Regions from separate parts of the Mus musculus genome. Here regions 2, 3, 4, 5, 6 and 7 are each linked to region 1. Evidence: chromatin loops called from intact Hi-C (ENCODE). Cell type or tissue: heart. All regions are shown on one strand. Links, peaks and the distances in the headings refer to the core of each region. The heading gives the core; the rest is flanking DNA.

Region 1 (4,378 bases), core at 148-4,147:
CAGATTTCATATGGAGCTGCATATGGTCCCCCTCTGCCCTAGATGGAGGACATCTGTGTGTGTCTCACTCACCAGAGCTCACACGTGAGGACAAGAACTTTGCTCACACAATTGTTTCTCTAACTCTAGGGCTCACAATACTAAAGAGATGATCCCTGTGTGCTTGCTATCTACACTGTGCCTTTATGAAACGGTCTGGTGCTCTAGAGATTGCCGCATAGACTGGGCCATTCCTTCTTACATGACCGGTCACAGAAGCTCTGGAGACAACCAGGTCAACAGTCTCAGCTCTTAACAAATCAGTGTGTTACCAGGACTCAGGGGAGGAGGGACTGAGACAGCTGTTTCCAAGGTTGACCTTGCTGGTCAGTGACTGAGCCACCACCTGTGGTGTTAAGGTTGTCCCCAGTGGGGGGAAAATAGCCTTCCTAGGAGCTGGAGAGAGCACAGAAGAACACTTGCTACTCCCCCAGGGGGCTTGAGTTTCACTCCCAGCACCCACAAGTGGCTCACAACCTCCTATAACTGCAATTCCAGGGGATCCAATGCCTCAAACAAAATTAACCTTAAAAAATAGCCTTTATTTCTTTCTGTGCGTATCCTCAAGTGCCTGAAGATGTGGAAATCAACTGTCTCTCCTCCATGGTTTGCTGTCTTGTTTTCTTGAGACAGGGTTTCCCACGGAACCTAGACCTCAGCCTTTGGCTAGGCTGGCTGGCCAGGGATCTGAATGTCTCCCCTAGGATTACACACACACACACACACACACACACACACACACACACACACACACACACACTCTCTCTCTCTCTCTCTCTCTCCCTCTCTCTCTCTCTCTCTCTCGATGTTATACCTAGGTTTTATGGGGGTGCAGGGATCTGAACTTAGGTGCTAACGCTTGGGTGGTAGGTACTTTACTGAGTCATCTCGTTAGATCCCCAGTAGTCTTCTTACATGTGTATTTTCGCCCTGCACTGGAAGAGTAACAATACGAATGAGTACCAGGCAGGGCTATGCTAAGCGCTGTATATGATCTCTGTATATCTTCAAATATAACACCGGCAAGTAGGTTTTTATGACTATACCAGGAAGAAGGTTTTATGACTCTTACGGATGAGTTCATTTTTGGCAAAAGGAGATTAGCTTTCCTAAGACGTCTCAACTTTTAAGAGGTTGATTTAAAACCCAAATGTGTTTGGCTAAAAGTCCTTAATAACATTTAGCTTAGGGCCTTATGGGGCTTTAATACTGATAAGGGACAAGGAGTCCCATTTTATTTATAACAAGCTGAACATTATAAATAAACAAACCCAGGTCAGAACATTCCCTTAGGGGAGGAGATCTGTGATTGTATTTTGTTTCCTCATAAACCCCAGGCACAGGTCACAGAACAAACTACCGCCATTGGACACTAACCTGTTCTCTAACCTGCGCCAGGTATGGATGTACTTAAGGGCTACCTGAACACAGTTCTTCAAGGGTGACCTCGTGGGGAAGCCAGTGCTTCTGGTCACAGTCCGCTTGACAGGGCGGGACCGCCATGTAGAACCTGATACCCATTTTCAAGAACAGGGACCCTAAACCTCCCCTTCTCCCCTCAACAATGGCGGAGGCGCATCTGAGTGCACCTGGCCTGTTAGCAGTGGAGCACGCAAGAAAGCACTTCGCTTTTGCAACCCAGACCGCCACCTGCCATTTACGGGTTCCCTGACACAGGGTGCTTCAGGCCTGGCTGCCTTCTGGGCGTGACCGCACGCGTGCGTCTCCTCCTCCGGCGGGCTAGGCGGCCTGGCCTGCCGGGCGTCCGCAGGGTGCAGGGTGCCGCGTGGCCCGGCCCCGCGTTAGGGTTAGGGAGCAGGATTCGGCTTCCCGGCGGCAGAGGGCGCCTGGAGCCGCGGTCCCGCGCCCCGGAGCCGCCCGCGAGGCGCGAGCAGAGGCGAGGCGGGCGAGCGGCGGCCCCTGCCACGTACCCGGCCGTGCGCGGCGGCGGCAGGTGGGCGCGGGGGCTGCGGGGACCGCGCGGCTCCGAGCGGGGCCTCCGCGTGCTGGTGCTGGGGGCAGGGGCGCCGCGGGTGGAGCGCGCTGGCGGGCGGGACGGCTCTGCGCTCACCGCTGCGCCTTCCGGGCCGGGCCGGGAAAAGTTGGGGCGGCGCGCTGGCCTCGGGGGCCGGGCGGGAAGTGCGGCGCGGGCGGCCGAGGCCCCGCGTGGGAAGGCGGCCCCGCGCGGACACGCGGGGACACGCGCGGCCCGCAGAGGGGCGCGCGTTTGCAGGTGGCGGCGGGTGGCGGAGAACCCAGCGGGGCGGCGGGGACGGGCTGGCCTCTTCCCCGCTGCGGCCCAGGGGCCCGGCCGAGAGTTGGGGGCCCCTCGTGGCGTTCGGGGTCCCCGTGGGGAAGGAGCTGAGCGTGGTTTGCTGCGTCGCGGGCTCCAGGACCACCCCTCCCGGTGCCTCCTCCACCTCACACTGCGGTGCGTTTGTCCTGGGGAAGTTGAGCGGGCCGCGGAGTGGACGGTATGTGCAGGGTGTTTGAAGAGAGTGGGATGGGACCGCATGAAGCACGCACACCCACCCAACCTCTCATTCCCGGCTCAGTGCGAAACTCCCGGCCCCCTAGCGTTTAAGAGATTCTCCGGGCTGGGCCAGCAGCTTCTCAAAGCTGCACAGCACATCTAGGCATAGTGTGTGGCTAGGAGACATGGCCTCTGATTTTCTGTCTGTCGCTGGCCACTTCCCAAACAAGGTTTCAACAGATGCCCGTGCGTTATTAGAACAACCTATGTGGTGCCCCTTGATGAACTTGATGGCCCGTCCCCAATACGCTTAGTATTCAAATCACCTCCATGCCTCCTTGAGTGCAGTGGAGCATAGCTGTGGGCCCAGGCCATGGGCCTCTTGAGTCGTTGCGAGAGTCTAGATGTGTCAGCAGGACATGACCTTGGGTGAGCCCTATGGACCTCAGTGTTCTAATCTGTGCAATAGGAGAAAAAAGCCAGATAATTTACAGAAGGCAGGAGGAGGTTTCCGAGGATAGCCTGAAGTGTAGCCTTGTCTGACGTGCAGTCTCTCATGTGTACAAATGTTTCTACTTGCCCCCAGAAAGAAATTAGGATAGCTTTGAAGAAAACAGGAGCTAAAAAGATTGAACACACAAAGCAAGAAAGTCGTAACTGGTACTAGGTGTACGTTGGAGTGCTGTACTCACGAAGGTAGTGGGTATTATGGGCTACTGGTCTTTGCTATAAAGTCGCTTCTAGAGCTGAGACCATACTGAACATGCCATCCATGGGCATGAATTGCTTCTTATTGTAGCGTTCAAGCCTGGGGTGGTCGCTCAGCTGGCTTGATGGGGCCCTTCCTGAGGGGCATGTCCACATCTCAGTATCCTGTGTAACGGCATCCTTGCTACCTCTTCTGGTCCAGCTATATGTAGTGGGCTGGCTTCCCAATTGCATGTGATGTTTCAAGCTGATTTCTTCCACATTCAAATAGTAAATATGTATGCATGAGGTACGCTTGGGTGCAGCCCACTACAAATAGTTTACATAATAGTGTATGCTTATTCCAGTAAGATGTAGTACTCTATCTTATTCCTCCGTTTCTTCTGGGGCAGCCTCTCACCCGGACTGGGGAAAGTTTTTTGGTCCTGAGGGCAATCGCAGTAATTGGGCTAAGCAGCTCATTAATGATCAAGCTTTAGTTTGTAAGGTGAGGGGGGATTTTCTCTCTCTCTCTCTCTCTCTCTCTCTCTTTCTTAGATTTATTTATTTATTTATTATATGTAAGTACACTGTTGCTATCTTCAGACACACCAGAAGAGGGCATCAGATCACATCACAGATGGTTGTGAGCCACCATGTGGTTGCTGGGATTTGAACTCAGGACCTCTGGAAGAGCAGTCAGTGCTCTTAACCATTGAGCTCTCTCTCCAACCCGAGGGGTGATTTTCTTGCTTTATCATAACTGAATGTTTTTCCCCTGCCCATTTCCATTTTCAGCTTTCAGAACCTACATCAGCTTTGATTTGACCATGTCATTCTCAGTAATCCTTGAAACAATTTTGTTAGTTCCTTGGAAGTGGCAGTAGATGACTATCTCTTCAGTTTAAGATGGTGGTGAAATGATACCTTAAAAACACAGGGCTTCACTAATTCCGTTCAGTCCTTAAAATATCCGTGATGTGTATATGCATGAATGTGACTATACAGAGACGGCTAGATTAGCAAGAACCATGTTTTCAGGACAGTTTCCACTTGAGCCTCTGATGCTCTTTAGGCTGTGTGAAGAAGAGTGGGCTTCAGTTTGCTGGCTTCCGAGGAAGCAAAGCCAAGAGGCACAGTTCTGTGTCACAGCAGTATCTCTGCACTCAGAGAGCCGAT
Region 2 (4,378 bases), core at 148-4,147, 130 kb before region 1:
ACACACTGTCCCACTCTGATGTGATAAAGCTTTGGTTCTAAGAGTGTGGTGGTTTGAACATGCTTGGCCCAGGGAGTGGCACTATTAGGAGGTGTGGCCTTGTAGAGTAGGCGTGGCCTTGTTGGAGGAAGTGTGTCACTATGGGGGTGGGCTTTGAGACCCTTCTCCTAGCTGCCTGGAAACAGTCTGCTCCTGGTTTCCTCTGGATGAAGATGTAGAACTCTCAGTTCCTCCAGTGCTATGCCTGCCTGGACGCTGCTGTGCTTCCTGCATGATGATACTAGACTGAACCTCAGAACCTGTAAGCCAGCCCCAATTAAATGTTGTCCTTTTTAAGAGGTGCTTTGGTGAGCTGGGCGTGGTGGTGCACACCTTTAATCCCAGCATTTAGGAGGCAGAGGCAGGCGAATTTCTGAGTTCAAGGCCAGCCTGGTCTACAAAGTGAGTTCCAGGACAGCCAGGGCTACACAGAGAAACCCTGTCTCGAAAAAACAAAACGAACAAACGAAAAAAGAGGTGCCTTGGTGATGGTGTCTCTTCACAGCAATGGAAACCCTCCTTAAGACAAGAGCATCACTGGAGAATCATCTTTGACTTGACATATTCCTAAACGAAGGACACTTGATGATATTTGCATCTTAGGAATGATCTGACCAGCATTATTGTCCTGTGCTGCCATCATAGAACTACCTTTCCTTCTAGCTCAGAAGGTGAATCTTGAACCTGAATGCTTGCTGGCACCGTGAACCTTAGGTTTTGAAGCCTAGAAGATAAAGATTGAATGCCACTGTTGCTACCAACAAGACTTATACCCAGAAAACCTTCTGGACTTCCTCATTTTTCTCATCTCTAGAATGAGCTTGATGGTGATAATTCAGCTCTCAGGCCAATCACTGGAGAAACAGTAGCACAATGTGATGACTTTGTTTATTTTATGCAGACACTGGAATCATGCATAGTGTCTGCTGGTGGTGGTTTAAAGGGGTAATGTGCTGAAAAGAAACACTTGTCTTCTTATCTGGGCCTAGTGGTTCAGTGACACTATGGTGTGTTATGATGTCTTTAGCTCTTTAGTGAAGGCAAGGAGATGTATGAAGACTGAGTAGATCCCCATCGCAGGACATGGGAACATTTCCAAAGTAGAACCTAGGAGAAAATGGGAGAGGCAAGGGAGCATGAATGGGGAACCTGGGACGTGTTGTCAAAAAGAACAGATTTCCTTTGAGACCTGTATTCCAGTTTGGTTGTGCCTACCTGGTTTGAGGTATTGATCCTAGACAGGCATTGTGACTTTTGAGGGAGAAGAGACACTGTTGGCATTTGGCATCTTCTGCTCTTAAGCCTATGAAGAGCCCGGGGCTCTTGGACGTCTGACTTGCCATGGACATTTCTGACATTCCCATAGGGAAGTAATGTAAACAGTCTTAGTGAGGTTGGTGAAGTTCAACTTCAAGGATTCACAGGCCTAGGTCCTTGTCTGAGGATTTCTACTGCTGTGATCATGGCAATTCTTATAAAGGAAAATATTTAGCTGAGGCTGGCTTAGAGTTTTGAAGGTTTAGTCCACTATCACCTTGGTGGGAAGCATGGTGGCATGCAGGCAGACATGATGTTGAAGAAGGAGCTAAGAGTTCTACATCTGGATCTCCAGGCAGCAGGAAGGGAATGCCACACTGGGCATAGCTTGACCACTTGAGACCTCAAAGTCTGCCCCCAGTGACACACTTCCTCCAACAAGGCCACACCCACTCGACAAGGTCACACCTCCTAATAGTATCACTCAGTATGGGCTTAGGGGGGCCATTTCTATTCAAACCACCATGACCCTGAAAAGGGATCATGAAGCTTTATGACTGGAAAATGAGAGGCTCTAGCCTCACTGTCTTGCCTGTGTGGCAGAGAAGATAAACTGTAGGAAGTGGCATCAGAGCTTAACACACATTAGCCCTGAGGATTAAAATATTCACCACTAGAGGGTAGACTAGACAAACTTTGGAATGTTTGCTCACTAATTTTTATTTCAACTGACTTGTGGTTCTAGGGAATTCAACCCAGGGCTTCACACAGGAGGCATTTGCTTTGCCCCTGAGCTACATCCTAGCCCCAGAATTTCCCCCACATTTCCCAAAACTCCCCTGCTTACAAAGAACAACTTAATGTCAATGGTATCAAGTCTACTATGGCATTGCCATCATTGTCTAGCTGCCACATTATCTAAATGTGTCTAAACGCCCATTCTGCCCCAGGGGGGCACACAGGCACATGTGTACATGATATAGCCTAGCATTGAGTGCCTGCTGTGTGGCAAGCACCGCACTGTGCATTTCATCCACTCTGTCTTCTTTGATCCTTACAATACCTGTCTGGTGCAGAGTTTTAAATTAATAATTTCATGTAAATTAACAAAAGAGAAATTATTTAACAGATGAAGAAACAGACTTATAAAAGTTAAATGTATTAATATCATTTTCAAAGCAATGAAAGTGGGGATCAGTGGAAGCTGGCCATGCAATTGCTAGAGGGTCCAGAGAAATCTGAGTTCTGGAGACAAAATTTTCCTTCTTCCTTTTTGATGTGGTGACTCAGACAGGAGCCCTGTAAACTGGCACTATAGTGAGTAAGAATTTTTAGTAGGGAGAGCCTGGTCAATCCCCCACTGGCTATAAAACAATATCACACAGGATGCTGATTACTGCCGAGCCTCTAGATTTCCATCCTGGGGACACCTTTCAGCATCTTCTAAGATAAGAACCCAGGTATCTGCATGTTTTTTAAAAGACAAATTAAAAAACAAAAACAAAAACAGTACACACACTCCATCTTTCCCTAGCTGAATCATGGGAGGGATAACGAGCGTTGAGAATGTGCTTGGTAATTACTTACAGTGCAGACAGAAGGCAGTAGCATTGGCTATGTAGCAGACTTACTAGAAGTTCATTGACGGCCCAGATTCATATCTACTGACTCCAAATTTGCATTTTAATAAGATCCCTGAGAGCAGTGTGCCTGAGAGAGAAGCATGCTCTCAACACTTCACCTTCTTGACTTCATTTCACTTTCAACACATAAAGTAGGTTTTCAAAGTGTGGATGGGATGGTAAGACCCAGGGAAGGTTAGACACTTGGACTTCAGGTAACTCTAGAACATGTGTTTGTAACCAACACACAAGAGAGTCTCACAGTTCAGCATATGGAGGATTTACCTAGGGAGCTTAGGGAAAACACTGACTCCTGAGCTTCTCTCTGAAATTCTGACCCCCTTTTGCAGCAGTGCTTCAAATCAACCGTTTTTTACCCATTCATCTGGGGACTCTGAAATAAGATGCCACAGAACACATTTGTGCAAAATCCTGAATTGTATTATACTCACCGAACATGGTTGTGGGGAAAGAACTACTCTGTATTTCTGGAGAACTTCAAAGTGAAGTCTTGGCTGATAAAGATTTTTCTATTAAGTCCTTGACCCAGATGCCCCTAGAAATCTCTGAATCCAATCCCAAGCTTTGGGAGAAATGTAAGTCCTACTGTAGTATAAGAGACATATCAAAGCAGGGGTTTTATTGGATGCTAGACAGATACAGAGTCCAGGTAAGGAAAGATCTGACATTATTCAAGAACAACCCCCAAACTATCTTTCACATGTTACAAAATTAAATACAAATGGCAGTATTGGTTACCTTTTAAAATTTTTATTACGATTTCATATATAATTTAAACCACTGGATGGCTGTAACTTTTGCTAGTTAACTGTGTACCTTTGAAAAATAATCTGTAGCATCCAGCACAGCAGAAAGGTCTGTGCACTACTGAACCCCTTAGGGCATTGGCCAGTAAAGAAGATGAACACTAACAGCCATGCAGGTGCTGATGTACAGCTCAGCAGAATGTGTTGGAGAGCATATTTTGTTTGACATGTCTTCTGAATAGTTCAGTACTGTGTGTGTCCCCGTTATGATACACACGCATGCGCATATATACACAAGCATTTACACTCCTCTATCATCTGATGGGTCCCACAGCTGAGCCAGGATGAACACAGAACAGAAAGTGAGCTGCACAGAGGAAGTAGAATAAGCAGTGATGAATTGTTTAAGAATCTCCACCTCAAGCCTGTTCCTTCATTATTTTGTTCAAGAGTTCGAATTGAACATTAATCATGCTCCAGGCCATTTGGTAACCACTTAAGTGGCAAATAGGAGTTTACCAGCTCAAGGTATCACAGTCTCCTGAAGCTGTGCAGTTGGAGGGGAGGGAGAAAACACACACACACACACACACACACACACACACACACACACACGCACACACACACGCACACACACACACGATTTTAACACATTAGCACAATGAAGGAGGCTCTACTCTAAAATGCTCTCCA
Region 3 (4,378 bases), core at 217-4,216, 60 kb before region 1:
AGCTACCTGCTGAGCAGCTGAGCTTGTTTTCCGGACAGATCCTGACAAAACAACCACATCCTGGCATAGTGGGGGATTGCCTTCGCCCCTTACAAGCTCAGACTCATAAGTAAACATTGGGCCTTTATCAGAGAACTTTGTCTTGGCTCCTTATTCCTCTTGCTGCCTTTCCATTCAACCCCAACTTTGCTTTCAGGAACCAAGTAACCCAGAGCTGCTGGCAGCTACAGGTGGCACAAAACAAGTGGCCCGAAAAAGGAAAGAACGACCGAGGGACACTGATTTGGTTGGGCTTCACAGAAAACAGAAGAAGATGTATCCTGCACGGTAAGCAACATACAACATTAATGTTAGCGCTACAAATTTCATCTTTTGAAGGCTGTTGATCGAAAGGGTGCAAAGAGGATACAGGCTAGACTGAGTCAGCGTTGGCCCAGAGCTGGTATGAGCTATGAGCTAGGGGTTGACAGTGGAAAATGGGACTGGAAAATGGAAAATTTTAAACAGGCATTTTTCCACAGTCAAGAACTGCATCAGGCTGGAGGAGTAGGGCTTAAAATAAAATAATAAAATAAAATAAAAAGAATAGAAAACAAAAAACAAACAAACAAAGCAAAAACACACACAAAAAAAGGGCCGTGGGATATGCTAGGTATACAAATGACATGAGAGAGAGGGATCAAGAGAGAAGAAAATGGGTTTCAGAGCTATCCCAGGGACAGAAGGAAATCGGGAGACGTCCTGCTTCCTCTCTGGCCCCTACAGGAGACATCCTTAGTTCCGGTTACATCAGGTTCTCTACCCTCTCTGTAGTATCTGTCTTTTGTGCACCAACTGGTCTACATGTCAATTCATGTCTGTTTTTGTTTTGTTGTCTGAATGGCTGTTGTTCTATGTTTTATATTGAAAAGAAAAATTGGTTAAAACTTTATCTGCTGGTTATCCATCTCTTGATTCAGTCTCAGTTGCCCCACACCCTTAGCCAGGAGTCAAGCACAGCAGGAGAGGCCCTGCTGAAAAGCTGCTTTTAAGAGGAGTCAGCAGCTTCTTAGTTCTAAGGCAAATTAGTTGATCCTTGTCTTTTTCTAGAAAAATCTCTGCAATTGTGATTACTGGTTTCAGCAAATGACAAAGTACTTTTTCGCTTGAAATTATACCTAGTAAATAAAAATTATTTGTCTGGTCTAAATTTATAAGATCTGTGAAACAGCTTCATTTGGTTTCTGGCTGGTCTTAAAGGTATAAATATGCTCTGCATGTCTTGGTCATAGAGTATTGGTTTGTAAGTTATCAGGTATGATTTGGTAGCAGAAAGTTAGCTTAAAACTGGTAATTCAGGGTCAGAGTCATTTTAAACAACAATAAGTGGCATGAACCAGCCCAGGAAACCAGGCCTCTAAAGATACTTCTATGTTGGGATAATATTTTATGTAGTTCTTATCCTAGAAACTAGACTTATAAGGGACAAGATTTAAAACAGTGTCTCTTTAATGAAGCATTAAAAGTTGCAGTGTCATGCATTCATATGTAAGAACTGGCAGTCAAACTTTGTAATGTGAAAGTGATGCTTCTGGTATTGCCTTTAAAGAGAATAGATTGTTTAAAATTGGGTTTTGCTTTCTAAAAGTTATGGTTATTCTCTAATATTGCAAAAGAAACTTAAAAAAATATGGTTAAAATTGCCAGTGTTCCATTGACTGGAGTTTGCAGTTTGATCACAAGCTTAGGATTTTAAACTCACCCATATATTGTAATTAAGATGATTACAAGAGTAATCATCTTATGAGAGTGCTAATGCAGCTCCCTGCAGCCTTCCGGCCATACAAAGCAAAGACAGGCTTATCTGGATATATTCATCTTTGTGCAGAAATTGGACCCTCATACAATCAGAGTCTAGCTATGGCTGCTGCCTTGCAGGGGACTCCAGTACATACAAGCAATGCTTTCACAGCGCTGAGGTGATAAGGAATGTTTTAAGTATAAATCATCTTAGGAAAGACTGTCCAAAAATTAGAGGCATAGACAGACAGTAGAATCTTTTTTTTTTTTTTTGTCTTGCAAACCCTGCCTATGGAATTTTGGGGGAGCCTTGCCTCTCCTTGCTTCCAGGAAATTATTTTTAAGCCAAAATAACATTATTAAATATCTATCCAGGTGTTCAAAATAAAGCTTAAACTTAAGTTTTATGAAAGGTCAATGAGGCTGTGGAACTTCTAAGGGTATTTATTGCATTCTGGCCTGCCCACTCCATATAGAATTATTATGGATATGGAAGGTTGTTTTTTCCTTTGCATTCTGATCATTGTAAAGGGTTTGCTTCTAGTGAGCTTGTGATCTGTGGAGAGCCGCAATAACATTTACCATCATAAGATGGCGCTGGCTCCGCAGTGCCTTATGCCACCTAAACAAAGAGCAAGCTATGTGCGCATGTACTAGGAGCAAAAGCCCGCCAAAGTCACTAGCCCATTTCCCTGGGCACTAGCCCATCCCCTGGGGCACTAGCCAATCCCTGGGGTGTATGAGATCGTGGGTGAAGCTACCAGTCGTATTTAGACACGTCACACCAGCGGGTATTTAAGCCAACACGTTTCTGAGCCCTCTTTGTCTTTTCTCATCAACATGTAATAAAAGATTAGCTATGGAAGGATCTTGTGTCCCGTGTGCATGTTTTTCGCGGGCGATCATTGGAAAGTTTTGCCTCTAGGAATGGCTAATAGCCTTACATTATGTAAAAAAAAAAAAAAATTAGTCTCAACTTCAATACAAGAAGCTAGAACTTTGAGTCTTTCAGTGTATATTGTTTCTTATATGGAAAGTATTTTATTAGCTAATGCCTATGAAGGGAAATTTACTACAAACCTTTGCTCTTACACAACAAGATTTAAAATTTTGGGGAATAGTTGTTGCTCCAGAAAAGATTCATAGGTAATATCGTTTTTTTTTTTTTTAAAGATTTATTTATTTATGTTAGGCATATGAGTACACCACCATTGCTCCCTTCAGACACACCAGAATAGGGCATCAGACCCCGTTACAGATGGTTGTGAACCACCATGTGGTTGCTGGGAATTGAACTCAGAACCTCATGAAGAGCAGTCAGTACTCTTAACCTCTGAGCCATCTCTCCAGCCCCATAGGTAATATCTTTTTCAATATTTAGGGCCTCAATTATATCCTAGAAAAATTTTGGCACAGAAAATTTGAGAAAGAAATGAGGATTTGCTTACTTCAAATTATTTTCAAAAGCTTCCAGGAGATGTACATTGGCTAAGACCTCACTTTAAGCTCACCGCAGGATGACTTAAGGCTTTGTTGGATGTTAGCAAGGGAGATGCAAATTAACTGGTGAGAGACAAATAGCTTTGCAGAAAGTAGAGGAAGCTTCTGTAATCAATTGTTAGCACTTGTAATCAAATGTTAGTTATTATTACTCAATGTGCCCACAGCAATTCTTTGGCAAAAGAGAGCATTAATGTGGATTCATCTTTCTTCATCTCCAAGTAAAGTCTTAACATCCTATTATGAAGCTATTGTGGTGTTAATAAAAATTTGTAGGATAGAATCATGAAGGTATTTTTGGAAAGAATGTCTTAAAAACCTGATGAGATGTCTATTCCTTGTTTCAAACAGCAATTAAATCAGTTATTCCAGAATATTGATATTTGGTCTATTGCATAGTAAATATTTTAGGCAAAATTGATAATCATTATCTAAAAGACAAGTTGTTAAAAAATGCTTCTATGCATGCTTTTGCATTTCCTATAAATTAATGCATGCATCCCATAAAGAATACATCTACTGTGTTCAAAAACAGTCCTTCTATGGAAGAGAAGTATATGTGATTGGGTCACATGCTTGTACTTTTGAGCTCCCTCTTGCTTCAGCACAGATAACTGAATTGCATGCTATAGCCAGTGTTTTGAAATGTTGAAAAATCAAGCTTTAATTTGTATACTGATAGCCAATATATATGTATGTACACACACACACACACACACACACACACACACACACACATATCGGCTTACAATTGTTTGAAATTGTTCCTTTTTTAGATATTGCTAATTCTCAAATTTTGCAATTGTTTATGAATATATAACTCAAGTTAAGAGAAAATACTGTTCCTTTGAAGCACTGTCCTTGGACATTTAAGAACCCATCCTGGACTGCCTGGACAAGACCCTTTAAGGCAATGCCACCCCAAATTTGTATCCCAGGCAGATTATAGGCTTTACACAAGAACAATTGGCCATATAATCTCATTCTTTTTTTTTTTTTTTTTTGGTTTTTCGAGACAGGGTTTCTCTGTATAGCTCTGGCTGTCCTGGAACTCACATTGTAGACCAGGCTGGTCTTGAACTCAGAAATCCGCCTGCCT
Region 4 (4,378 bases), core at 153-4,152, 390 kb after region 1:
AGTGGACAGAGAATTGAACCAGGTAGTCCTTCAGAGCGAGGCTAAGAGCTTTAGAGTCATCCCTAGCACAGGGAATCTGCTGAGAGAGTCACTAGATATCTGCAGCCTGTTCTAAGGTCAAGATTCTTGTCAACTTCTTCTCTGAGGTGTTTGCTGTTAGAAGCTCTGCTTCTAGAAGCTCGGTTCCTAGAGCAGAGATGGTCATAGGTGGCGAACTCCAAAGAGGTGATGGCTAGAAGGGACAAAGGTTGGTCTCATGAGACTAAAGTCCTAGTTTTGATGTGATCTACCTCTTTTATGTATGTGCTTTCCACTGTAATTCCATGCACTAGAGCTAAACTGATGATGAAACCATGCTTTTGAACATCTAGAAATGTGATCCAAAGAAACTAGAGGGACAGACTGTGTTCCAATGGTCAGATGCAACTCTCTCACTAACTGATAGGAGGCACTGTTCTTGTTATGTTGGGTTAGTGTTTACTGTAAGTAATGTTCCTCTAGCAAACGCTAAACTACTTTTAATTTTAATAAGTCAAAGATCAGGCAATTTAATATGTATATAGAATTTGTAAATTAATTGTATAAAATAATTTACATATACATTTTATAACATTATAGCACATACATTTATATAAATAATATAGGGTAAGCATTTAAGCTTATTTGTTGAGGTATCCAAGCCTCAACAAAGTGTGGGGTAAGAAACACCAATAGAGATGGCTCAGCACTTTGTCCTGTGCCTCTCTCTGTGGCTCACTCTTGTCTCCTGTCACACACTCTCTTCCTGAAGATGGCAGCCCAAGTTCACAGGGCGCATGGAGCCCTGTGCTTGCTATAGAGCCAAGAATGACCATGAAGTCCTGACCCTCCTGCCTTCAACTTCCAGGATTATAGGTACACACCACAACGTCTGGCTTCTGAAGTTCTGGAAATCAAATCCAGGGCTCTGTGCATGCTAGGCAAGCACTCTGGCAAATAAGCTTTGTCTCTCTCTGAAGAGAGACTCTCTTTTTTCTTTCAGTACATTTGTAATTGAAAATAGACACCACTCTCCTAACTTCCTTCTTCCAACCCCTTCTATGCAACCCCATTCTCCAGCCAGTTGGTAGCCTCTTTTCATTACTATTATTTTCTATCTATCTATCTATCTATCTATCTATCTATCTATCTATCTATCTAATCTACATATCATCTATCTATTATCTATCTAATATATCTATCTATTTAATCTATAATCTATCATCTATCATTCTAATTATCATCTAGCTATCTAATCTATCTATCATTTATCTTTGTTTCTATCTATCATTTATCTTTGTTTCTATCTGTCTATCAATCATTTATCTATGTATGTATGTATCTATCCATCCATCTATCTAATCTATTATCTATCTATCTATCTATCTATCTATCTATCTATCTATCTATCTATCTATCTATCTATCTACCTACCTATCTATCTATCTATCTATCTATCTATCTATCTATCTATCTAATCTATTATCTATGTATCTTCATGTATACAAAGATATATAAATACAGTGTGATGAGTGAGCTCATTTTCTTGTTTGTATGTATATCCTTTCAGGGATGACCACTTTGCAGTGGACAATGATAAGGTAGCTTATCTTTGAGAGGTCAACTCTACTCCCAGCAGTCATTTGTTGTCTACAGTTCTTTGACTAGGGGCAGGGCTGTCCAAAATTTGAATGGTAGATGATATTTACATAGATGTGGTAACTTCATCCAATTGTATACAAATGTTGTATTCTGATTAAATGGAAGAATTATCAAATAGATGAAAACCCCCATCTTTTAAATAAAGTCCTTCCATCCAATGAAGTAAATCATGAAGCAATAAATGTAGAAACATGAGATAAATCTAAAAAATATATGGCTTCAACCTGAGCCCAGTGCATCTTGACCCAGCCTGCCCACTGGCATCCCCTAGGGAGGTCATGTGACCTACACATGCTGTGCTAATCTCACATCTGCTGTAACAGTAAAACCTCTCTCCACCCTTCAATCCGCCTCCTCTGTGATTCCCATATTCTCCTGTCCACACTGTTCCACCCTTCTGCTGCACCACCCAATGGCCCAAAGGCCTTATTTAATTCAGCTAAGCATTTCCCATTTTTCAAGAACGAGCTTGCTTTAAAAAAAAAAAAAAGACTTGCACATTACTGTGGGCACCTGTGCCCCCTAGTGGTAGCAATGAAAAAATACAACTGAACTTGGAAATTCAGGTGTGTGTGTGTGTGTGTGTGTGTGTGTGTGTGATAAATGAGGGAATAGGGACTCGGTAGTCTAAGGCAACAGTTTTCTTCCCTTTCAACCATGCCCTTTGTCTGATCCAGCACTGTGTTTTAAAAATATGGTATGTACTCACTGATAAGTGGATATTAGCTAAAAAGTACAGAATACCCATGATGCATCCCACAGACCCTAAAAAGTTAAACAAGAAGAAAGCCCAAGTGAGGATGCTTCAATCCCACTTAGAAAAGGAACAAAATCATGAGAGGCAGATGGAGGGAGGGACCTAGGTGGAAGAGGGGAGGGGGAAGGAAAAGAGGGCAGGATCAGTTATGGGGGGGGGGGGCAGGAGGGAATGCCAAAGACCAGGAGAATGAATAAAAGCATGCAGCTAGTAGGTGTGAGGGAACAGGGGGACCTCTGGAAAGTCTAAGACCTGGGATGAGGGAGGATCCCAGGACTCAATAAGGGTGACCTTAGCTGAAATGCCCAACAGTGGGGAGATGAAACCCTCAGAGACTACCTGCAGTAGATAGATATGGCCCCCAGGGGAGGGATGGGGATACCAACCCACAGTCATAATTTCTGACCTAGAATTGTTCCTGTCTAAAAGACATGCAGGGACAAAAATGGAGCAGAGACTGAAGGAATGGTGGACCAGTGAGTGACAGGTCCATCCAACTTGGAATCCATCCCATGAGCAGGCACCAATCCCTGACACTGTAACTGATGCTATGTTGTGCTTGCAGACAGGAGCCTTGCATGGCAGTCACCTGAAAGGCTCTACCAGCAGCTGACTGAGACAGATGCTCACAGTCAAGCATTGGGCTGAGGTTGAAGACCCCTATGGAAGAATTAGGGGAAGGACTGGAGGAACGGAAGGGGATGGCAACGCCACAGGAAGACCAACCATGTCAGCTAACCTGGACCCCTGGTAGCTCTCAGAGTCTAAGCCACCAGCCAAAGAGACTTTGGATCTGGAATGTTGGTGGTCTTTATGGTGGCACTGGTTGGAGATGGTGACACTTACAAGTGTAGAGCCAACTGGGAAGTCTCAGGTCATATGAGACTATACCAAATTGATCTCTCTCTCTCTCTCTCTCTCTCTCTCTCTCTCTCTCTCTCTCTCTGTGTGTGTGTGTGTGTGTGTGTGTGTGTGTGTGTCCATCTCTTTCCCCTCCCTCTTCTTTCTCACTCTCTCCCCCTCTCTTCTCCTCCCTCCTTCCCTTTCTCTCTCCCCTCTCAGGACATCATTCAAGCTAGACAAGGATTCTCCTACTGAGTTAAAGCTCTATTCCCATCTTTCTTTTACTCCTTGACGATGTTCCCTGACATTCAGCATCCTTATCTGAGACCTAAAAGAGCAACGAAATCTGTGCAATCAAAAACTAGAACCTCAAAGAAACCTTTAATCCTAATCCTGTCAAATATTTCTCACGCTAACAAGAAGCTGAGTAACACATTTATTATTTGCCTAAGTTGGAAATATTTAGGATACATTAGCTATTTTGAAACAACTGATTGTGTCAACCTCAGTATCATATTACCATATTATTAGAAGTTATTTTCCCTACCAGTCACCCATCCTTTCTATTGGTATCTGTAAGAGCAGCATGAAACTGAGTCAGAAGCACTGGGAAGCATAACGCTAGTGTGTTACGATCTACCGAGGGGCTCTAAACATTCCTTTGGTTTGATGGGGCACCTTTGTGTGGCAGGGAGAAAGCAGATGTTGAAATCCAGGCATCTGGATTATGCCCATATCTACCACACAGTGGCTCTCCAGTCTCAAAAGAATGGCATATCTTCTGTGGAAGAGCATTACAGTGACATTACAGTTCACTGTGGTGGCCAACTGTAGTGACCAAGCGTACAATGGATGCTTAATGCACAGACCAGTGTCAGAAAGTGGCAAGCCTCATGAACTCTTGGTGACAGCTTTAATAAATGCACTTAAACAAACAAACAAACAACTCAAAAGAAAAGAAATGGAAAAAAACCCCAACTTTGCAAGCAGGCCAGCTTGATGATCACCAGCTAAGAGACCTTGGGCAAGACACTTCACATCTTTGGCTCCTAGTTTATATTTTAAATAAAGATGAAAATACTAAATGTCTTAGAAAGT
Region 5 (4,378 bases), core at 252-4,251, 68 kb after region 1:
TTTGGAAGAGCAGTCAGTGCTCTTAACCACTGAGCTATCTTTCCAGCCCTGGAGTTTTGGTCCTTTTTATTTTTGTGGTGCAGTGCAATACTGTTGTAGTTGCTTAATCCATTAATCCACTCTAATTCCCTTGGCAGCCAACACATTCCTTGCTACCCACCCCAATGCTCTGGATTCTCAAATGCAAGACACACACACACTCACAGTCTTCTATTTTAATATGCCTTAGACAACTCAATGGTTGAGCCACTCCCAAACTTACATTGCTAACACCTCCCCTACAATACTCTTGAATTATTACTTATTAAAATCTATATTCCATCTTTGCTACCTTGGACACAGGCCTACAGCCTTCCTGGGCCCTGATCCCTGACTCTTACACATTGGCAGTCTCTTTGTCTCTCTGTCCTGCACTTCTCAGGCCTGGACCTTACCCTCCCCACCCCACCCCCATCCCCATATGGTGCCCTCCTCCTCCTCCTGTATTTCTTGCCTGGGAATCCTAAAAGTCTCACCTCTTTCTCCCTGCCCCGCCATTAACCGCTGGCAACTTTATTTACCAATCAAAGCCCAGCTGGAGGCAGGACCCTCAGCATCCTACATGCAGACATGGAAATTCCGGTAATTTCAGGAACCCAATTAACATAATACAAGCAATAAGCCAAATCCACAACAGTGCAGGATCAACCTCAAGGCTTAAAGCAGTGTTTTATTTTTATTGTGCCCAGGCTAGAACCTAGTCCATAATGTAAAGGTACCACACATACTATGGTTTTCCTCACAAGGGGCTTTTGTGGGCACATTAAAGGCATGGAACTCCTCTGATGTTTTGAATGTATCTTTATTTCCCATCTGCCTGCTTACAGGAAATGCCATTATAGTGAGAGCCAAGAGTCAGAAATCCACATGTTTGCTTCTATCCTGCTTACTACAGGGTACTTTTATTTTTTTACTGGTTTTCAAGTGTATGCATATGAAGACGTGTTTACCTGTGGGTGCAAGCAGAGGCCAGAGGGTGATTTCAGGTGTTCTGCTCTGCCATTCTTCACATTCCTTTCCTGAGAAAGGGTCTCTCATTGAACCTGGAGCTAGGTTGGCAGCCAGCAAGCCCCAGTGATTTTCCTGTCTCTGCACACATAGCATGAGGCTTACAGGTATGTATCGCCATGTTCTGTCTCTTCACATGGTTGCCTGGACCTGAACTCAGGTCTTCGTGATTGAGCAGCAAGCCCTCTTTCTCAGTGAGGCACCATGCTGACCCCTAACACACTAGCTTTGCTGATATCAAATGCCTAACTTTAAATGGTGCTGATATGTGGTGTGTGTGTGTGTGTGTGTGTGTGTGTGTGTGTGTGTGTGTGTGTGTGTTGGGCATACATGCATACTATATAGCAAGTGTCTCTTGTCTCTGTGTGTATTCAGGGTATTGGCTTATCATCCTTGTGTATTTGTTATGTGAATTTCATTGTTCATCATCTTGCTATTACTTCTGTAGAAACTGGACACTCTTGCAAAGCAATTGAGTTTTGCATTCCTTTATTGTATCACAAACAGTGGTGAAACAGACGGAGGCAGCATGAAGCTGTGCATCTGCTGTGTCTCAGTGGCAGCATGACTCTGGCACAGTGACGGTTACTGTGCACACTGCACAAAGTCCTTGGTGTTAAGGAAGAATATTACAAAAGAGAATGTAAAAGCAGCAAAGACATTCCGTTTGCTTCTGAAACAAATCTTAGGTGTCTGCATAGTCCTCCCACTTTAGAAGTCCTTGGGTTTTGTGCCCAGCACAGACTGGCTGCACTCAGCTTCCTCACATTGGGAGGTGAGCACTTCCCTCTCTTGCTGCCTGATACGCAGGCAATGGGACCTTAGCATACATGATTAAAGTCAGAAATAATTCTGTTATAATCCCAAGCCATTCCTTAGACAGGAAAGAAGCCCTTTGGGGCTATGCATGTTTATGCTATCCTAACAGAACAATTAGTATGTGGACTGCAGAAACAGAATCAGCTTTATAGAACAAAATCCTAGTTTTCTAGCTGCCTTACAGAAGTGATTTACTTGTGGAAACTAAGCCAGATTTCTCGGTTTTATGAGTCCGCTTTGCAAGTGTTTCTCGGAAGCTTTTCTTTTTCTCCTGGAGAGGAAGCAAACAGAAAAGGTGCAAAGCTCATATGTGTCTACTCTGCTTGAGTTTGGTGTATTTGTTAAGCGTGAACTCGGTGTGTCTCTGCAGCTCATCGATGTGTGTGTTGAGCAGCTTCTCAAGCTCCTTGGCCCGCCTCTCTTCCTCCATCAGGAAGTGCTGTGCAGCTAGGGAAGCCCGGAAGGATATATCTGGTGGAGACTGGAGAGAGGAGAGGTAAGTGAGGCTAGACCAGTGCAGAGCACTACAGCTGGACGCATGCATTTCTCTGACAGTCAACTCTGCAGCTTAATGAAATACTGAGTTTTGGACAGAGCCCTCTTCCTCTTGTAACATAGTCCATGTTACTGAAACTCTCAAGGATTTAAGACATCTCAGCACCAACCCGTTAAAGATCTCTAGAAAAGAAAACTGCAGTGACCAGCTACAAATGCAGGTGGATGTAAGGACCAGAGATCCCAGCAGAACACACTTTGTTGACTTACAAGCCAGCATTCCAGAACACGGCAGGTCCCAAATCTGAAGTGAAGATGCAGCAGATTGCATAAAGATGGCTCATGAGGAAACAGAAATCAGGATAGGTTTGATGAGGGGCCTGAACGCTTAGGAGAGTTGTCAGGGAGGAGGCTGGCTGAGGAAATCCTGGTGGAGGTAGCTGCTTGCCTGTGTGCCTGTGCGTGTGTGCATGTGTGTGTGCATGTGTGTGTGTGTCTCTCTGTGTGTGTGTGTGTGTGTGTGTGTGTGTGACTTCAGTTCTTCCTCACGAGTCAGGCTTAGAGGAAGAAATCTGAGTGATGTCCAGTGTGCCTGGCTGAGAGCTGTGGGGGAATGTCACAGCTTGTGACATGTTTAGTGTATATTTAAGCAAGAAGGAAAATGTTATGGAACAAAGGACAATATTAGTTTTATTTTTAAAATAGAGAATTATTTTTAAATTATCTTTTAATTTTCCAGTTCTTTTTTCTGTTGTTTTTCCTCCTCACTAGTCTCTGAGACAGTGTTTCATGTGGCCCAGGCTGACAGGTAGGTGAGGATGACTTTGAGTTCCTGATCATCCTATTTTAACCACAGTAGTGCTAGCTGGTTTCCAGGTATGCACCAATGCACTAGGCTGCCTTTGTTGTCGTTTACTTTTGTTTGTTAGGAAGAATGAAGCCCTATGGAAGTGAACTTGGTTAGAACTTTAGTTCATCAATACATAAAAACTCGTGATCATAGCAGGTGTCGGCAGAGCAGCCTTATCCAAGTGTTAAATCCCAACTGTACTTCTGCACTGGCTGCAGCCTCTCCTCCCAAACCTGAGGAAACAGCCTGGAACATGCAGTGTCTGCAAACACCCTGAGCCCAGTGTGTTTGCCCTGCAAACATAGGGCAAAGAGGATCAGAAGCAGCCGCCCACGTGTGGGTTAGACACTGTTGACACCACATTCCCATCCTGGGCTGATTGTGTGTCACAGTGAATTCCATAGGCCGTTGTCCATACGGACACTCAAAAGATCATTCCCGTGGACTAACATCAGGTTAGTAAAGCCCATGAACTCAAGGCTTGAAAATATGCATCTACTTTAGAGGGTAAAACAAAGCCCCACACAAGACCCAGGGCCTTGACATGTTATCAGGTTGTGTGGTGTCCATGTAGAGTACAAGTTAACATGCACAAAAGTTCTGTGTTCTTGGATAGAATGACCTGATGCTATCACTGGGCAGCACAGAAGGCTGGCAGGCCTAGAACAAAGGGGCGTGGGGTTCCATAGTGGGTTCAGGATAGGTCAGAAATCCTGCCACCGAGGTGAGGCGAGTGGTAAATCCTGTGGAGAGAATACCGTGTCCATTTCCTAAGCCTCGGGGGGAGGTGGTGCTGCAGAAGTTTAAGCCCAGAGTGAGGCTGTGCACTCTCGCTCCTGCTGCTGACTGAGGATGACACAGAGCATCTAGCAGGCACACAATGTTACCTGCCCCATCTTATGTCCTTGGCAACCCCAGAGGATATTACAAATGGGTCTAATAGCAGAGTGGGTCTCTCACTGAGAGCTACGTAGGTACCTTCTGTTGACTCTCAGGCCACCTGAGCCCAGGAGATGTGCCACCCCTCAAGAACACTGTGGCTTCTAGACTTCACAGGGTCCCACGCACTGTGGAGAGGGGAGGGTTTTCTCTGCACTGGAAGTGGTCTGCATTCCTGGCTAAACTCTTTCAGCTCAGGGACTTAGGACTCATCTTGATGCTCTGTGG
Region 6 (4,378 bases), core at 269-4,268, 120 kb after region 1:
ATACTGAGTGCTGTGTCCTGAAACCAAGCTCTTGCACATCTGCAGCAAACCACCTTAGGAACACAAGCCACTGGGCCTGTGCACTCACCTCTAGTTTCTGGTTCAGACTGCTCAGCTCAAAGGGCAGTTCTTCTTTGCTGGAGGACTCCTTTCGGTGAATTTGGTTTTGCTTCATTTGGTGTAATCTCAGCTTTTCGAAGTTACTGGTTAGCTTAGAAAACTGCAGAGGCCAGGAGACAGTAACAGTTATGGATATGCAGAGGCCAGGAGACCAGTAACAGTAATGGATATGCAGAGGCCAGGAGACAGTAACAGTTATGGATATGCAGAGGCCAGGAGACAGTAACAGTTATGGATATGCAGAGGCCAGGAGACAGTAACAGTTATGGATATGCAGAGGCCAGGAGACAGTAACAGTCATGGATATGCAGAGGCCAGGAGACAGTAACAGTCATGGATATGCAGAGGCCAGGAGACAGTAACAGTCATGGATATGCAGAGGCCAGGAGACAGTAACAGCCATGGATATGCAGAGACCAGGAGACAATAACAGTCATGGATATGCAGAGGCCAGGAGACAGTAACAGTTATGGATATGCAGAGGCCAGGAGACAGTAACAGTCATGGATATGCAGAGGCCAGGAGACAGTAACAGTTACGGATATGCAGAGACCAGGAGACAATAACAGTCATGGATATGCAGAGGCCAGGAGACAGTAACAGTTATGGATATGCAGAGGCCAGGAGACAGTAACAGTTATGGATATGCAGAGGCCAGGAGACAGTAACAGTCATGGATATGCAGAGGCCAGGAGACAGTAACAGTTATGGATATGCAGAGGCCAGGAGACAGTAACAGTCATGGATATGCAGAGGCCAGGAGACAGTAACAGTTACGGATATGCAGAGGCCAGGAGACAGTAACAGTCATGGATATGCAGAGGCCAGGAGACAGTAACAGTCATGGATATGCAGAGGCCAGGAGACAGTAACAGTTATGGATATGCAGAGACCAGGAGACAATAACAGTCATGGATATGCAGAGGCCAGGAGACAGTAACAGTTATGGATATGCAGAGGCCAGGAGACAGTAACAGTCATGGATATGCAGAGGCCAGGAGACAGTAACAGTCATGGATATGCAGAGGCCAGGAGACAGTAACAGTTACGGATATGCAGAGGCCAGGAGACAGTAACAGCCATGGATATGCAGAGGCCAGGAGACAGTAACAGTTATGGATATGCAGAGGCCAGGAGACAGTCACAGTTAAGCACAGCTGGCTCCCACAGTATTTTTATTTATTTAGTTTTTTTGTCACATAGCTCTTCAAAACTTAAGTCATGATGAGAAAGTGCAGTAAGACTTTTAAGTCCTAATTGCTGGGGATGGGACCTGATATTTAAACTGTTACCGAGGCTGAACATGATTCTTCTGTGTCTGTAAATCGGGGCCTTCATTAACTTCAGTGAGCTGATTCACTTGATGTTTGTTTTAACTGTGTAGGCAGCAAAGCTAACAGTTTAACACACACACACACACACACACACACACACGAAATATCCTTACTTTTACTTAATGCCATCTTGTGCCAACAATCTCACTAACGCAATTGGTGTGTCAGACTTCCATGGATGCCTGTAGCATCATGTCGTAGCATCTGAGGAGATTTCTGAGTATCTGTTTATGGTTTTATTCATTCTTTCTGTGCTGAATGAAGTAAGTAAGCTGGCTGCTGAGCTGCTGCTGCCAGACTCTGAGTTCATCTCATCTGCTTCTCCTAGTGCGTTCTTTAGCAGGGAGTTTGTTGAAGAGCTAATCTCTTCTGCTGAATCATCTTGGCAACACATTTGCCTTAAGTTTTTAAACATAGTAACACACTGGTCTTGTCTTTCCTTTAACTTCCAGCTTCTCTGCATAATCACTTCAGATTTAGGTTGCCATCTTTGTAGGGGGAAGCAGGGGTCTGGAAAGCCAAGCTTGGTTGCCATAGGTCTTAGATGCTCTGGTCTAAGATCAGAAATTTTGTAATACAAGCTGCCTTCTAGTGGAACATGCCTGAATTGCAGGCAAAATGGAAACCATTAGTTTTGTAAGATCCTATCAGTTAAGTCAGTGGCTTTATGTTTCCTATTCCATTCTCAGTGGGTGACTCCCCTTTTCACAAAGGTGCTTATGGAGGAGCATTGAATGCGTCAGGCCCTTTGACTAGCTTACGTCATATGAAATCTTTGCTTTCTAAGAAAAGATAGTGGTAAGAGTTCAAGAATGAAGCCACCTCCCCTGCTGACTTATACTCTAGGTTAAACCCCAGCAACTTCTGGGCCTGCAGTGCTGAGGCGATTCCTGCTCTATGGGATATCTGTGGTAGGCGACAAGACTTTGAGGAGAGCCTAGTAGGGGCTGCAGAGATGAGTGACCAGGAAATCAGCACCCCTTTCGCGGCATGTGTTGCCATTGATAAACAACCTATCATAGCAGGAGCATTTGCTGCTTTCAGCTGCTTAGTTCGTAGTAGCAAGCACCTGCGTTTGAGGTCACTGTGGAAGCCAGCCTATCCCGGTCAGGAAACGGCCACAGAAGAGAATTTCAGTTTCTGTTGTTCTCATAACTAATAATCACAAGAAATTGCCTCGAGAGAAACAGAAAGTTATTGGTCTAGTACTCTGCCACTAGTGAAGGCAGTGCAGATGCTATCTAAGCTGACAGTCTATTAAGAGAGACAAACCAGGACCCATGAGATAGTGAAAGTCTGAGATAAACATGCAAGTAAGACTCAAGAACATTCGCTTGTATGTAAAACAATTTTAAAAACTAACACAATCTTATAGGTTAAAATATGTATCAAAACATATAAAGTTCCGTGAACAGATTCTCTTACTTGAGCTTTTAGGGTCTGTAGCTGCCCCTCATAGTTCTGAGTCATTACTAGATTACATTTCTCTAGGCTGTCCAGCTTCTGCCGAAGCAACCCCACCTACATTAGAAACAAACTTTACATTAGCTCTTTATGAATTTGACCTTAAAGAAAATCAGAAAATGTGCAAAGGAGAAGCGCCGTCCTCGGAAAGGCGCTGCACAGAGCCAAGGGCAAATGTTTGTCGTGCAGTTCTTAAGACAGCACTAATACCTGAGTTCACAGAAAGCAGGCAGCACCAGCCCTTCCCCGGGCTGTGCTTTAGGACAGTGCGGAAGTGTGTTTAACAGAAGATCCTTGGCACTGTTGCATTTTAAATTAAGATTTAGAAGTTACTTCATATCATCTGTTTGGGAGGCTGTGCCACTGTTACTTACATAAAACGTCTGCTAATGTAACTCAAAGATTCTCATTCCTTACCACTTCAGTGGCTCTATGGATAATTGCCATAATTTATAAGAACTAACATTAAAGAGAACATAAAATGTTTAAGAGTATTTGTTAAGACTTTGGATTATTTTCTTTAAATGCCCACAAGATGCCTACTTACAAAACTGTGTCATTGTAGGTCCTTGCATATGCCAGGGCCAGTGGACCTGCCTTTCCTGCATAGGGAAGCAGGAACCAAGAGCCACATCCACCTGCAAAACCCTGATCCCTCAGCTTTGCCAAAATCAGGTTCCACCCAGAAGTCAACAGAGCCGGAAGGTGGCTGCTGAAAGCATCTGCCATGCTGTGGACCTGACTGGAGAGCTTTCTCCTTGCATGCCTCCTGCCATGCTGTGGACCTGACTGGAGAGCTCTCTCCTTGCATGCCTCCCCTAGAAGAGTCGGGCTCGGGCATGTACGTCTGTGTGTGCTCTTCCTTAAGCCCAATGCCTGTGCACCCCCACATTCTCCTGTGAGCACTGGCTCAGCACTGAGCAGCCATGAGAGGAGGAAAACTTCCTAAGTGGGCACTGCAGGCACGTGAACCCATGCATCCATGGATGTGCCTATACACATGCACAATTTCCCCCATATACTCTCCTTTGGCAATTTATCCTTGATGTGCCTTTTTTTGTTGTTTACAAAATATTTCCTAGCCAACCAGAAGCAGCGAATGCTCCTGAATGCTGAGTGAAAACAGCTTTGGCCACCAAAAGCCAAAAGCATTTTAACCTTTGTTTGCAAACAATGTTATTTCACACGTATCTTAACCATCTGTTCACATTATTGGCAGCACTGATGTGGTTACGTTTGTCTCCATCAGGAGATACTTGGTTTAGTTCAGTCTCTGCACCTATTTGATAGCGTACACTTAACACCATATTTGCTGACAGAACTGTGACAAATGAGTTTGGTGCATGGTCACTCTTCTGACATGTGTGCTCAGTACCTCCTGGCCTTTCTGGTCCAAGCAAGTCTGTGCGTTGGCCAACTCTTGATCCCGAAGGTCTAACCGTGTCTCTAAAGCCCGCATC
Region 7 (4,378 bases), core at 195-4,194, 170 kb after region 1:
AGACAAGTGAGCAACAGGGAGAAAACACAACACAGACAGAGGAACCCTAAGCTTAAAGACCTTGAGCTCAGAAAAAGATCAATGCATGCAAAAAACAGAAAAGATAAAAAATTGTGTGAGGCTATGCTAGTGCCTGGCAAATACAGAAATGGATGCTCACAGTTATCTATAAGATGGAACACAGGGCCCCCAATGGAGAAGCTAGAGAAAGCACTCAAGGAGCTGAAAGGGTCTGAAACCCTATAGGTGGAACAACAATATGAGCTAACTAGTACCCCCAGAGCTTGTGTCTCTAGCTGCTTATGTAGCAGAAGATGGCCTAGTCGGCCATCACTGGGAAGAGAGGCCCCTTGGTATTGCAAACTTTATATGCCCCAGTACAGGGGAATGCCAGGGCCAAGAAGTGGGAGTGGGTGGGTAGGGGAGCAGGGCGGGGGTGGGGGTGGGGAGGGTATAGGGAACTTTCAGGATAGCATTTGAAATGTATATAAAGAAAATATCTAATAAAAAAGAATAAAACAAAACAAAAAACAAAAACAAAACAACAAACAAACAAACAAACAAAACCCTTGTGTTTGGGGCACAGTGGCCAAGGGCTGGTAGCAAGATTCAGATAAGCTTAGAAATAGAGGTAGAGTTGATGGGACTGTCTAGGGTGGGGTAACAACTTAAAATCTAGAGCTAAGAAGGACAGCCAGGGCTACACAGAGAAACCCTGTCTCGAAAAAAAAATCTAGAGCTAAGGATATTGGGAACTATTTGTAGGGTTTATATCAGAGAAGCAATACCACATATCTTGTTTTGCAAGTCTATTTTTAGTTTTAAATAAAAAATAATTACATAAAGTGATGGCTGTTCTTGGTTGTCACCTTGAGTACATCTAGAATTAACTAAAATCCAAGTGGGTAAGTCTCACCTGTGAGGGATTTTTCATAATTAAATCATTTGGAGTGGGAAGGTCCACCTTTAATCTAGGCCTCGCCATCAGCTATCAGCCTGTATAAAGGACACGGAAGAAAGAAACAATTGCTTTTTGCTTGGTTGCTATTGCTCTTATTGGCAAGTTCATTTCTTTACTGGCATTAAAGCATACTTCTCCTGGATTCTAGTGTCCACTGAAGACCAGTTGAGACATCAGTTTTGTGGACTGAACATCTACTAACAACTCCTGGATTCTTGGACTTTCCATTGGACAGCCATTGTTGTGCAACCTCAGGCCCCTCGTTCTGTTCCTTTAGACAACCCTAATACATATAATATCCCTCCTTTCTCTTTTATTCCTTCAAATTCCTCCCATATATCTTCATGGAGGAATTGGTGTGGCCGATTCTTCTATCCTATTCTTCTACCTTCTTTAATCCTGAAGGTGGGAACCCATTTCTTAGTTCTTCTAGCTTCTAGAGATTGACCTGGCTTGTATTATTCCAATCTGTTTCTCTCTTCACCAGAGTTGCCACTTGAGATGACCCCCATGATTACAATGTAGCCATTGTAATCTCATATAAAACTCAAGTTGATCTCATGTCAGGATCCTGGTGTTTTCATGCCTCTTTCTCCATAAAAGGTAACATTTCCAGGTCTAGACATAAGGGTCATCATTGGAGGGGGGCTTTATTCAGTGTCTATTGGCACTAATGGATTTAATGCGATCAATAGCTGTTGAATGGTAGAAAAAGAATGCAAACTAAGGACTTTTGCTTTTAAACAGAAATTAACACCCTAATCCAAATGGACACTGACACATTATTGATGTAAATTGGCTGTTCAGATTATCTTATAGACAATTTAAGTTGAGAATTTCAACATACTGAATTCATGGTATTGCCACAGTGAGGAAGCCACATTGAGACCCCTGGGATGAGGACCTCTGATAAGACCTCTGAAATGATGAAGGGGAGTAGAGAACCACTGAAAACTCCACCAATCAAGGGCTGGGAACTGGGCAATGGCATCAGACTGGCATGTTTGCCTTTGCTGGTGATGAACCTTGGCTCACTTAAAGGTCACCAGAGGTCTACAGAGAGTTTACATTCTTGCTACTACAACTGCCATCCAGGACCAACAGCACCAGATACATATTGATATAGAACATCAGGTGTCACTCCAGACCACCTTAACCATGACTTCCATTTGGACCGATTTTACCTGAACCCTATCTACTGCTTCCATGTAGGAGAGGGGCTGTCTACACTGACAAGTCACATTGTTACTTAGACCCGAAATGGACCATTCTTAAAGCAGTGTAAATGTTATTGACTGTAAGGAACAAAGAAAGGAAGAGTCTGGGAAAAAATGACCTCAAGGTTATCTGCCTCAAAGTCAGGGTAGATAGTCGCTTCATTAAGAGAAGCAATTCCAAGCCAGAGAGGACAGGAGTCAAGGACGTCCTTTGAACATATCTTTCACTTAATTTAAGAAATCTGGAAAGCATCCAAGAATGACCTTAGGACTGTCGTCATGCAATGCTAAAAAGCCACCACCAGGTCAGCATAAAGCAAGATGAAATGTAAATACCACCTGAACAGAACATAAGGAGAGTGTGTGTCATTCAAAGGTCATAGTATTAATAGAGGGGAAGATGTAAAGTATTAGAAGTCGTTAGGAAACTCTATTCAATTATTTTTAGAAAAATCAGTGACCAGAGCCAAGGTAGAAAAAGTTGTACATGAATTAATGGCTCCAATTCAGTGAAGCCAGACTTGGAAAATTATTTTAACAGCCAGCTGTGGTGGTACACACCTTTAATCTTAGTACTCAGGAGGCAGAAGTTGGAGAGTCTTAGCTTCAGGCCAGCCTGGTCTACAGAGTGAGCTTCAGGCCTGCCAGCATTATGTAGTGAGATCCTGTCTCAGGAAATTAACAATTTCAAATGATTTAACCTAATATTCCTCAAACATCCTAGAAAAACATAGAATACTAGAAATATATTAAAATGTTTATATTTTTAAAAGATAATAAAACTATTTAAAAACAGTAGATACACAATTGGCTCTGGCACTTGAAGTCCACTAGTCACAGGCTTCCTATAGTATACTGTAGCTGTGAGTCTCCTGGCGGCTGAGATGAAGCAAAAAAGCTCTTTGGGCATCAAAATGATTAAAGGAAACAGATACTGTTTACATGGAGTGATGAACTTTTCCTCTCAGTGGAATGAAAGGCATTTGTCATGTTAAGTGATGCTTCTCAAATGCTCCCCATTAGGTCCAACCGTGGCCTGAAGTCTTCCCTCAGAAGTGACCCAATTTGGTTCTGGGAGAGGGTTCCAAGATGCTAAAGGTCTGAAAAACTAGCAAGTCTCTCAGACTCATTCTCAGATACTGTTTCAAGTAAGCTTTTAGTGGGCATCTGCTCACAGTTGAATTATCTTCCATCTTCTCATGGAGTGCTTCATTATTGAAAGAGCACAGTATGTGGCTGGTGCATTGGGTACTGTCAGGGTTGGCTTTGTGTCACCGCAGTTCACTTGGTAGTTTGTTGTTAGCAGTTGCTGTTTGAGTGTAAATGGTTCCCCTAGGCTCATGGGCTCCAGCTTCAGATGTGGCTTTGGAATGTTGTCGAAGCTTTAGGAGGTGAAGTGTAGATAGAGGAAGTTGGTCACTTAAGAGGCGCTTTGAGCTCAGTCGTCTGTTCTCTGCTTCTGACAGCATGACAGTGACCAGCAGCCTCCTGCTCTATCTTCCATGTCTGCCTTCTCTCATGGGATGTAAGCTCCAATTGTAAGCTGTAGTAATTCCTTCCTCCTTTAGGCTGCTTCTGGTGAGGGATTTGGTCATGACAGTAAAGAAAGTGAACTAACACATTGCCTTCAAATAAACATTGTTGTGCTTGGTCTTCTTAGTGAGCAAGGACCAAAAACTTGCTCATGTGATATTTTTGATTCTATGCCATACCATATTACCTATTTGAAGCTGCAAGTTAATTATTTTTCAGGGACATGTAGTGGGAACCAGCATATCTGTGACCTTGTCGTAGCCTTCCTTCCTAATTTCTAAACTAAGCCTTTTCTAGATTGACTTTTGTATTTCTGGCTCTCCTGGCTTCTTGAGGTAGCAGGTCACAATGAGGACACTTGGCAGAGGCAAAGAGTTCACAGTTCAGTCGTGCACATGGAGCAAAGGGAGAGCAGGAACAGAATGAAGCCGTGGCGCAGGTTATAGGTGAAGGGAATATGGCCTCTGGTTGCATAGATGAAGACATTCAGCTTCCAACTCCCACACTCACAGACCTGTCTGTGACATTGAGCCAGTTACAAAGGCTTCGTGACTGTGAGTGCCACCACGCCTGGCTTGCACGTAGCATTTGTTGGACCTTCTAGAATGTATCCTGTACTGTTTATTGTTGCTGCTTACAGATTGATCTTGATACCACAGCTATCAAA

Evidence for each region. A loop is a pair of places that touch in the nucleus more often than their neighbours do. Peaks named below come from ENCODE experiments on the same cell type or tissue, not always from the same donor. Only the 100,000 strongest peaks of a DNase experiment are listed, where the experiment ranks them.
Region 2: it touches region 1 in a loop (5-fold over the local background); 21 of 42 quality-filtered maps call a loop at or near these places.
Region 3: a loop joins it to region 1, with 10 times the contacts of the local background. A loop is called at or near these places in 5 of 42 quality-filtered maps.
Region 4: a loop joins it to region 1, with 2.4 times the contacts of the local background. A loop is called at or near these places in 11 of 42 quality-filtered maps.
Region 5: a loop joins it to region 1, with 5 times the contacts of the local background. A loop is called at or near these places in 2 of 42 quality-filtered maps.
Region 6: a loop joins it to region 1, with 2.1 times the contacts of the local background. A loop is called at or near these places in 9 of 42 quality-filtered maps.
Region 7: a loop joins it to region 1, with 3 times the contacts of the local background. A loop is called at or near these places in 3 of 42 quality-filtered maps.

Annotation. Positions count from the first base shown.
Region 1 is chr9:15,491,637-15,496,014 of GRCm38, forward strand. Smco4 (single-pass membrane protein with coiled-coil domains 4) reads left to right here and starts at 1,796. Exons shown (of 3, transcript NM_001359604.1): 1 at 1,796-1,993. In heart, for the core only: CTCF peaks have their summits at 1,844, 2,620 and 3,844 (motif pointing right); DNase peaks (open chromatin) are centred at 1,895 and 2,485; H3K4me3 peaks cover 1,810 bases; H3K27ac peaks cover 1,275 bases.
Region 2 is chr9:15,364,194-15,368,571 of GRCm38, forward strand. No RefSeq gene overlaps it. Among named protein-coding and RNA genes, the nearest start is that of Gm34973, 3.0 kb to the right of the region's middle. In heart, for the core only: a CTCF peak has its summit at 1,969 (motif pointing right); no DNase peak of the experiment used is centred there.
Region 3 is chr9:15,432,018-15,436,395 of GRCm38, forward strand. It overlaps Gm39294 (a long non-coding RNA gene), which reads left to right and starts at 171. Exons shown (of 4, transcript XR_870550.1): 1 at 171-327. In heart, for the core only: a CTCF peak has its summit at 2,354; no DNase peak of the experiment used is centred there.
Region 4 is chr9:15,878,242-15,882,619 of GRCm38, forward strand. No RefSeq gene overlaps it. Among named protein-coding and RNA genes, the nearest start is that of Mtnr1b, 5.9 kb to the left of the region's middle. In heart, for the core only: CTCF peaks have their summits at 442 and 2,193 (motif pointing left); no DNase peak of the experiment used is centred there.
Region 5 is chr9:15,559,039-15,563,416 of GRCm38, forward strand. It overlaps Deup1 (deuterosome assembly protein 1), which reads right to left. Exons shown (of 14, transcript NM_001373917.1): 14 at 826-2,347. The coding sequence ends at 2,171. Among named protein-coding and RNA genes, the nearest start is that of Gm51703, 23 kb to the left of the region's middle. In heart, for the core only: no CTCF peak of the experiment used is centred there; no DNase peak of the experiment used is centred there.
Region 6 is chr9:15,607,692-15,612,069 of GRCm38, forward strand. It overlaps Deup1 (deuterosome assembly protein 1), which reads right to left. Exons shown (of 14, transcript NM_001373917.1): 3 at 4,294-4,378; 4 at 2,880-2,975; 5 at 89-220. Among named protein-coding and RNA genes, the nearest start is that of Gm39295, 4.6 kb to the right of the region's middle. In heart, for the core only: a CTCF peak has its summit at 2,056; no DNase peak of the experiment used is centred there.
Region 7 is chr9:15,660,703-15,665,080 of GRCm38, forward strand. No RefSeq gene overlaps it. Among named protein-coding and RNA genes, the nearest start is that of Gm35225, 8.3 kb to the right of the region's middle. In heart, for the core only: a CTCF peak has its summit at 2,503; no DNase peak of the experiment used is centred there.